Regions from separate parts of the Homo sapiens genome. Here region 2 is linked to region 1. A link is an interaction called in ENCODE POLR2A ChIA-PET data of the cell type or tissue named here. Cell type or tissue: OCI-LY7. All regions are shown on one strand. Links, peaks and the distances in the headings refer to the core of each region. The heading gives the core; the rest is flanking DNA. Region 1 has its middle 31 kb from the start of LINC01991. Region 2 has its middle 21 kb from the start of BCL6.

Region 1 (4,395 bases), core at 183-4,182:
AGTGGCATGGATCATACCGTGCCCATGTTAAAATTATTCACTGGCCTGACTAAAGGTAATCATAACTCTTGATGCCGACTAATACTGCAGACACTTTTCTTTCCTACGGCTTCTACACTGGGGAAGACATATGGGGCTATATAAGGGTTAAATAGAAGCTCTGTGATTCATTCAGTCCCACCCTAAAATGCTTCTTCCAGCTTCTGTTGACTTCTCCTGTTACCAAGCATAAAACAAACATTACTGTCTCCCTCTCCCTCATACCTATTTTCTTGGTCCCCTGGGTTGCACTCCCTTGCCAGGCTCTTTTCTTTCTGATCCAGCTTTCTTTGAACATATTTATTTGCGTTTCACTCAACACGTGTCTCAAATTGCATCACCAGTTTAATTTGAGTTTTAAGCTAAGATGCTAGAGCTTTTCTCTTTCCTGTCCCAACAAGTACTCTTCATTCATGTCTTTATTAATTCTTCAGATAACTAAACAGCAGCCAAGACTTTGAGGGATGCAAATTCGAAAGTGATCCCTTTCCTGACTGCAAGGTGATCCCCGTCTGGTAGGGGAGATAGGACATGCACAGAAATAGTTAAAATACCAGGTAGATGGCAATAGGAACCCTTAAAGGGCAGGCCAAGTAATCGAGTGTTCTATACACTCCTGAGGGGGGAGGGGTCATTCCTCTGGGAAGGAAAGAAGAGGGTAGGATTAGGAAAGACTTCACAGGGGAGGTGGCATTTGAAGTGGGCCTGAAAGAGTGAGGTTGGATTTCTACTTGCAGGGTAGGAGAATTAAGCAGAGGGAGAAACACACTAGCAAAGGCTGGAGATGGAAAAGTACAGGACGAGAAGAGTGAGTCGTTTGCCTGGGTTGCAGCACTGCATGCTCAGACGGGAGCACTGAGGAATACAGCTGAACAGGTAGGTTGAGATCCATGTTGCGGGGTGGAAAGGAGCCGGAAAGGACTGGCACAGGGAGACCAGTTGGGAGGCTTTTGCAACCTCCTGAATGAGAAGTGAGAGGGCGGTGGTAGTTAAGAAAAGTAGGATGGGTGTGAAAAATGTTTCAACAGAGATGCCTAAATTCTTCCAACTCACCTTGACTAATTCTGCTTAATAATGCATACACCTGTTTTCATTGCAAGCATTGTGCTACCTCTCCCTGCCCCCACTTTAGAAGCTTATCATTTTATCTTCCAGGTGCATGACTTTCTGCCCAATTACTTGTTTTCAACCCATCAGAGCAAGTCAAGCATGCATCTCAGAAGTCTCACTGTCACACTTGGCCTAGGTTGCCCCCGTGCACTGTCTCTGTTCTCAGTATTCTGCCTCTGCATACCCACAGAACAATAGCTCTAAGTTTCCCAGACCCTCGTGTGGAGGCTTGGTCAAAAGGCGAAACCTGAAGAAATACTTTAGCACAGGATGAAGGAGGAAGTGGCAGAAGGGTAAAACCAACCCCTGTCAAACTTCACCAAGTGGCTCTGCCCCGGACTCAGCTCCACCACATCCTACTCTTATTGGGAGGCCAAGCAAGAAGGACTAAGGTGACTGGGACCTGGGCAGTGGGAGAATGGGCAGTGGGAGAAAGATCATGAGGAAGCAGAAGGGGCTTTGTTTTGGTCCAGGGAACCAAATCCAGCACTATAACCGCCACCAGTCCTGGGAGTCACTGGCAGAAAAAATCAGAACAGGGAATGCAAAGGTGCTGCTCTGCCTCTACTGAGCACCCCTCCCCATCTCTAAGACTCATTCTTATATTCTATAAAATGGGGATTATGACATCCACCTGTGTGTCCTGTTGACCTGTTTGTAAAGGTAGAATAAGGTAAGTGAGTATGAAAGCACTTTAAACATGTAAAGCACTATATTACAGGCTTTTTCTCACTCAACTGACCCTAGTCATTAGGATGGGTAGACATGACAAGAAGGAAGAAGAATGCAGATGCCGGGGAGCAGAGACTGTGAACATCTCAATTTTGCATAACAGAACTATGGTGATTGGTCTTATGGAGCAGCTAGTCCAGGTTCTCATTTGACAAGGAAGCTAAAGCCCAAAGAGGGGAAATGAATGTTCCATGGTCAAGAGATGATTCAGAGGACAAACCCTGGTCCCACGGATGCCAGGCCAGTCCTTTCTCCACCCCACACCTCTGGTTGCCCAGTGTGAAGGTCTCTAGGATGGAGACCGCAGGCCCAGAGTCCAGGCGTGCTCAATTCCTGAATTACTGGTGAGTAAGTCACACAACTGAAACTAAGGAAGAGCTTAGCATGGGGCTGGATATCAGACACCATTTCTTTAAATCATTAGGTTTAGAATCCTGGATAACCATTTCCTAAGATCCAGAGCATTCATGTCCTGAAAAGGAAGACTCAGTTTCAAGTTTCCTATTGCCCTTTTCTCCTCTATCCCCATGAATTATTTGGGCTCTGTGATAGGAGAAAAACGGATGATTCCTCTGACTAGCTAGTAGCTGTTAAGTATCAAAGGCATAGCGAGTGGCAATCCTGCAACAAACATGTATAAGTACCTTACCTTGTTTCATCTTCATGACAACCCTGGTAGTAAATCATCTCAGTACTCTCAGTTAAACACACACACACACACATACACACACCCTGAGACTCATAGAACTCAAGTGTCTTCAGTCACAGGCCAGTGCCAGGTGGTGTCTCTCAAGACCTCCCCAAAGTACAGCAAGCGTTTTTATTTTAATAGGAAACAACAGCCTCTACTTCAAATGCTTTTAGAATGAGCTCTTCCATAGTATCAGAACTGTTGAACGACATGACTGTTTTACCCATGAGATTCTATAAATACAGACTCCCTCTGTTTCATCCACTAGTTTGTATGTTTCTGTCTTCTGATGAATTCATCATTGCACAAGCATTTTTGGAGGACAGCATTGTGCTGTGAGCTGAAGGGCTGAACCATACCCCTGCCTGCAGGGTTTTGAAGTCTGGTAGTTGTCCAGGGAGCATGTTGTCAGACAGCTCCAATCAGGAGAGGACAATTGTGTCACAAGAGAGGTGAAAACGTGTATGTGAGATATAGAGATAGGAGAGGGGAGAAGGGAATGTGTCTGCGTAACTAGAGGGTCTAGTGAGTTTAGGGAGGCAGGCAGGGCTGAGTTGTCTGGGCAGAGGGTAGGTTGAAGGAGGAAGAGAAGCTGGAGTTCAGGCCAGAAATAGTCTGGGGCTGATGTCTTGGGGGCTCTGAGGCTGTGCTAAGGTGCTTGCTTCTTCCCAGAGTTTGCCAGTCCTAGATGTGCGCAGACATAGGTGGTACCTTTGCATGACTTCTTAGAGCCTCAGTTTCCCCTTCTGTAAAATGGAAGACATGAATGTTGCCTCTAAGGGACCTGTGTGAGGGTGGGCCAGGGGAAATTGGTAGCACAATGCTTTGAACTCCTCCAGAATACGATGTGAAGGGAATGCAAATCACAGTTATTTATAATGGCAGCAAACTGAGATGCTGAGAAGACGTTGCTGCAGGCCGCCAAGCACTCCCTCTGGAAATCCTGAAAGCCTGCTACTGCAGGGCTGTGCCCAGATGCCAGCTGGAAGCAGGCTTATCTCTTCTCAGTTCCCGGTGCTTCTTCCGATCCTGCCAGGATGTTCCTCACAAAACAAACACTAATCTCCCTGCATAGTTCCACCTACAGAGGAGGAAGCTCTGCACCCTTCTGCCCTCCCCCTTTAGAAAACCAAGCTGAGTTCTAAACTCCCAGGTCGTGACAAGTTCCCATTTTGTGTCATCATTGCCTCACCAGGTAGCACTCTCAAGGCTAGACCTTTGGAGGCGGGAATGGCATGGCCTAGGAAACAATCTAATGTCTCGTTAGTCTCCTAAGACAGCCCTTCACTTCTGGAGCCGCCTCATCCTTGTGCCAAGCTTGTGTTGGGCACAAAGCACTCAGGCATCCAAGGAGGTAATGTGCAAGGCAGGGCAGTCAGGGGCGTGGCCCAGAAGGAGACACCGGGAGCAGGGTCCTAACATCCACACAATTTCGTTTTTTAACAAAGGAAGGAAAGGACCACATTGGTTTCAACTTTTTAATCTTTGAAAAAAAAAATGCGAACAGCACTCCCTTCACAAATATTGTCTCTTATGGGACCCTACCATATACAACTTGAGTTCACCCACTGGTGACTCTCTCAGGTACCCCAAAGGGATTCTAAAACAGTGTTTCTCAAACTTTGATGTGTACACAAATCCATAGTGGGTATGGTTAAAACGCAGGTTCCGATTTAGAGGTCAATGGTGGGACCTGAAATTCTGCATTTCTAATAACTTTCCAGTTTATGTCAATGCCACTGATCCATGGACCAAACTTTAAGAAGCAAGGGTCTAGAGCTCTAAGAATTACAGTTTGGAAACCACTGATCTTTAGGTTATAC
Region 2 (4,395 bases), core at 188-4,187, 180 kb before region 1:
CATGAAGAGCCTTGTGTTTGAATGCTGTTGTCAAGCCTTTAAAAGTCTTCCCTGCATGCTGATTGACAGCCAGAGGTATGGGATTATTTCCTCTATGCCTGTTGCCTTGGCTTGCTCATTTGTAAAAGGTGAAAGCAACTACTGCTCTGCAGGTATTAAGGATTAAATGTGGCAAAGCATAGTAAATGTCTTGTAAACATAAATGTGTACAAAGTAGACTGTTTTATATACTGTCCAGCTATCCCAGCTTTCTGGTAAAAAATGGGACTAGACAGTTAGACTCATTGAATGGAATCTTAGATATTGTCTGATCCAACACCTGAATGTAGCAGATGAGGAGGGGAGGAAGCAGTCTGTGCCTGGCCCAAGGGTACCCAGGACGTTAGAGACAAAGGGAGAATTTGTGGGTATGAGGAAGAATGAAATACTGAGAAACAGTGTGAGGTGGTACTCAGTCTGCTGAGCCCCTTCCAATGTAATCTCATTTCATCCCGACAGGAGACATGCAGTCAGGTATCTTCATTTCATAAGTCAGGAGCCAGAGGTTCAAAACGCAAATAGACTCCCTGAGATGAAGAGCCAGTAACCAGATGAAGGAGGTTCAAACCCAGGTTGAAATAAATCCAAAGCGCACGCAATTGACTTTATACCGTCCTACCAAATTTTCCGCATCTTTGCAAATACCTATTTCTGAGGATATCCATAGCACCTACAGAAAACAGTGGCAGCTAGAGAGGGAGTTTTTTATTTCTATTTTTTTTTTAAACATCTGCCTATGAATCACTGTGTAACTTTCCTTTATGCAGTTCAATCTTCAATCTAAAATGGCTAAATGCACCAGATGACCCAGGCCTCCTGCACCCCTCACATCCTGTGATTGTTGAGTCACACTAAAGGGAAAACAGTCCTCTTTTGCCTCCAAATTCAAGCAATTCTAAACTATACAAATGATTTATTTAAAATTGTATATATGCCTTTTGTGGTTATCTGAGGCAAGTGCAAAGAGATATGCCTTCTATTTCCTTTCATCAGCACCCAGTAGGTACCCTGTAAATTTTCTGGTGCATTCACTTTCAAAGTAAGCATTCTGTCAGCTTCCTATACATGATTACAGGCTATTTTGGGAGACATTTCTCTGACATCTGGGCCCTGTATCCATCCATCTGTACATTCATCATCTATACAAATGAACTTACATACATAATTATCAAAACAATACTGTTACTATACATGCTATATATATACATATAGATGTATGCATATATTCAGTGAACATTTATTTATTTATTTATTTATTTATTTTTTGAGACGGAGTCTCGGTCTGTCGCCCAGGCCGGACTGCGGACTGCAGTGGCGCAATCTCGGCTCACTGCAAGCTCCGCTTCCCGGATTCACGCCATTCTCCTGCCTCAGCCTCCCGAGTAGCTGGGACTACAGGCGCCCGCCACCGCGCCCGGCTAATTTTTTGTATTTTTAGTAGAGACGGGGTTTCACCTTGTTAGCCAGGATGGTCTCGATCTCCTGACCTCATGATCCACCCGCCTCGGCCTCCCAAAGTGCTGGGATTACAGGCGTGAGCCACCGCGCCCGGCCAGTGAACATTTATTAAGCCCCGTTATGTGACAGGCAGCAGGTAACTTGCTGCAAAAGTGTTGCTAGTTAAAATCTAGACTAGGTTTACTAATTATTCAAAATAATCATATTTCTTATACCACTGCTTTTTTTTTTTTTTTTTGACAGATTCTCACTCTGTTGCCCAGGCTGCTGGAGTGCAATGGCGTGATCTCTGCTCACTGCAAGCTCCGCCTCCCATGTTCAAGTGATTCTCTGCCTCAGCCTCCCGAGCAGTTGAGATGACAGGTGCCCGCCACCACCCCCAGCTAATTTTTGTATTTTTGATAGAGATGGAGTTTCACCATGTTGGTCAGACTGGTCTCAAACTCCTGACCTCAAATGATCCACCCGCCTCAGCCTCCCAAAGTGCTGGAATTACAGGTGTGAGCCACCATGCCCGGCCTTTATACCACTGCTTTAAAAAAAAAAAAAAAAAAAAAAGATTCTGATGCTTAGAAAGACCACTGGACATTGATCCAACTTTATTATTCTTACGCTCTTACTAAAACTTTAACTCAAAATCTTGGTTTCTTCTAAATTGTTACCAGGCACTGCTGAAAGGAAGCATTCATAGCACAAGGCAGTGACCTAGACAAGGATTAGGATTCATGGGTTTAGAGGCACACTGACCTTCCTTCTCACTTTCAGAATTGTGTTTAATAGCTCAGTCTGTTATCCGCCTGGGCTCCCCAATGTTAGACTTACGTATTATTCACTTGCCCAAATTTAGGTAACTGGGATAGTGCTGCTGCTGCTGCTTAATTATTTGCACCAAGGTGTCTGAAAAGGTAGCCTACTGAAAGAGCAAGGCTCTTGAGACAAAATGGTTTCTTCTGACTCTGACACCAAATAGTTGTATGACAATGAGCAAGTTACTTAACCTTTCTGAGCATTGGTTTTCCTACCTCTAAAGAATGAGATACTAATATTTAACTCATAAATTTTTTATAAGGGTGAAAGGAGAAGAATGAATCACTAGAACCTGGTACACGAGGGATAAATCGCTCCTCATTTGCACACTGACACATCCCCAGGAAGGTACATCTTCCAATTCCTCCTCCCATGTAGCTCCCATATATGAAAGCTGAATGATGAAGGATTTCTGAACTAGTCACCAATTGGAATCCTCTAGCCCTTTCCATACCACTATGGTGAATAATCTGGACATGACTCTGAGTAATTATTTCAGCCATACACAGATGCGTTTTACTAATCCCCACTATAATCATCCAACTTTCACTGTGAGAAGCATTTTTCCATTTGTTGCCTCATTTGATCTTCACAACAGCCCCAAGAGAAACACAAGCCAGTGTTGTTATCCTTCTTTGACAGATGGGCAAGCAGAGGGTTAGAGAGGTAAAGTGGCTTGTGACACTTCTAGATTCAGGTATATGACTCTGAATTCCATCCATGAGCTTTCTATTATACCAAGAAGCCACAGGATTGTTACCACATCCTAAAAGACACTAGATATTCTGGAAGAAAGAAAACCAGGAAGGTGAAGGCTGATGGAAAACAGATGAGTTAGTCCAGCCCTAGCCATCCCCACTGGGCTCCCACCCAGGCCTTTGCTCAGTGTCCCTCTCTCCCAAGCACTTCTTTCTCAGCCTATTTGTTTGCTCAGATCCTCTCTGTGGCCAGTAACATAGCTCAAACCCAGGCTCCTCCATGAAGCTGTTGACCAACCATCCAACCCAGTTCTTCAATTAATATTTACTGAATGCCCTCCACTGCGCTCCACTGCCCATGTGGAGTTTTGTTCTAGTGGAAGGAAATAATCAATAAATTCAATAGTAAATATGTATGGTTTTGTTTTGTTTTGTTTTGTTTTGTTTCTGAGAATGGGGTCTCACTCTGTCACCCAGACTGGAGTGCAGTGGCACAATCACTGCTCACTGCAGCCTCGCCCTCCCAGGCTCAAGTGATCCTCCCACCACAGCCTCCCAAGTAGCTGGGACTACAGGTGTGTGCCACCATGCCCTGCTAATTTTCTTGATTTTATTTTTTGTAAAATGGAGTCTCCTATGTTGGTTGGTCTTGAACTCCTGAGCTCAAGCATGAGACCAACCTGGACAACATAGGAGACCAAAGTGTTGGGACTACAGTCAGGAGCCACCATGCCTGGCTTGTATATTTTTGATGGTAATAAATGTTGAAAAGGAAAAAAAAAAAAAACAGGGAAAGGGGGATAGGACATATATGAAGGGACAAATGCAATCTGAGATAAGATGGCTAGGAAAGGCTTCACTGAGCATCAGACATTGGATTAAAGACTGAGAAGAGGTGAAGGCAAGAACCATTTGGACATCGAGGTAAGAACATCAGGCAGAGGGAAGTGCAAGGGCACAGGCCCAGGGCCAGATTATACCTGGAGTGTTCAGAAAGGCTGGTTTGGTGGGGGCAGTGAGAAAGGGCAGAGCAGGGGGAGATGAAGATGGAGAGAAAAAAAAAGACACCTCATATGGCTTTGGAAGCCCTATCAATTTGGATGAGGTGGAAGGCCACCGAAGGTTTAGACAGCGTTTAAATTTTACTTTCACAGAATCCCTCTGGGTGCTCTGTTGAGAAGGACAAGGTGGAAGCATAGAGGCTGTTTAGGAAGAAATTATCATAATCCTGGAGAGAGACAATGGTGGCTTGGACTGGGAGGTAGTGAGAAATGTTTGAATTCCTGCACATATTTTCAAGTCAGAGACAATAGTATTACTGATAGATTTGAAGTGGGTTATGGAGAAACAGGAGTCAAAGATGGCTCCAAGTACTTGCACCTGAGCAACTGTA

What was found. Peaks named below come from ENCODE experiments on the same cell type or tissue, not always from the same donor. Only the 100,000 strongest peaks of a DNase experiment are listed, where the experiment ranks them.
Region 2: POLR2A ChIA-PET joins it to region 1 with 6 read pairs; 6 of 35 experiments call an interaction of 5 or more read pairs at or near these places.

What each region holds. Positions count from the first base shown.
Region 1 is chr3:187,943,608-187,948,002 of GRCh38, forward strand. No RefSeq gene overlaps it. Among named protein-coding and RNA genes, the nearest start is that of LINC01991, 31 kb to the right of the region's middle. In OCI-LY7, for the core only: a CTCF peak has its summit at 2,667; DNase peaks (open chromatin) are centred at 1,314, 1,974, 2,634, 3,434 and 2 weaker places; H3K4me3 peaks cover 4,000 bases; H3K27ac peaks cover 4,000 bases.
Region 2 is chr3:187,764,708-187,769,102 of GRCh38, forward strand. No RefSeq gene overlaps it. Among named protein-coding and RNA genes, the nearest start is that of BCL6, 21 kb to the left of the region's middle. In OCI-LY7, for the core only: no CTCF peak of the experiment used is centred there; no DNase peak of the experiment used is centred there.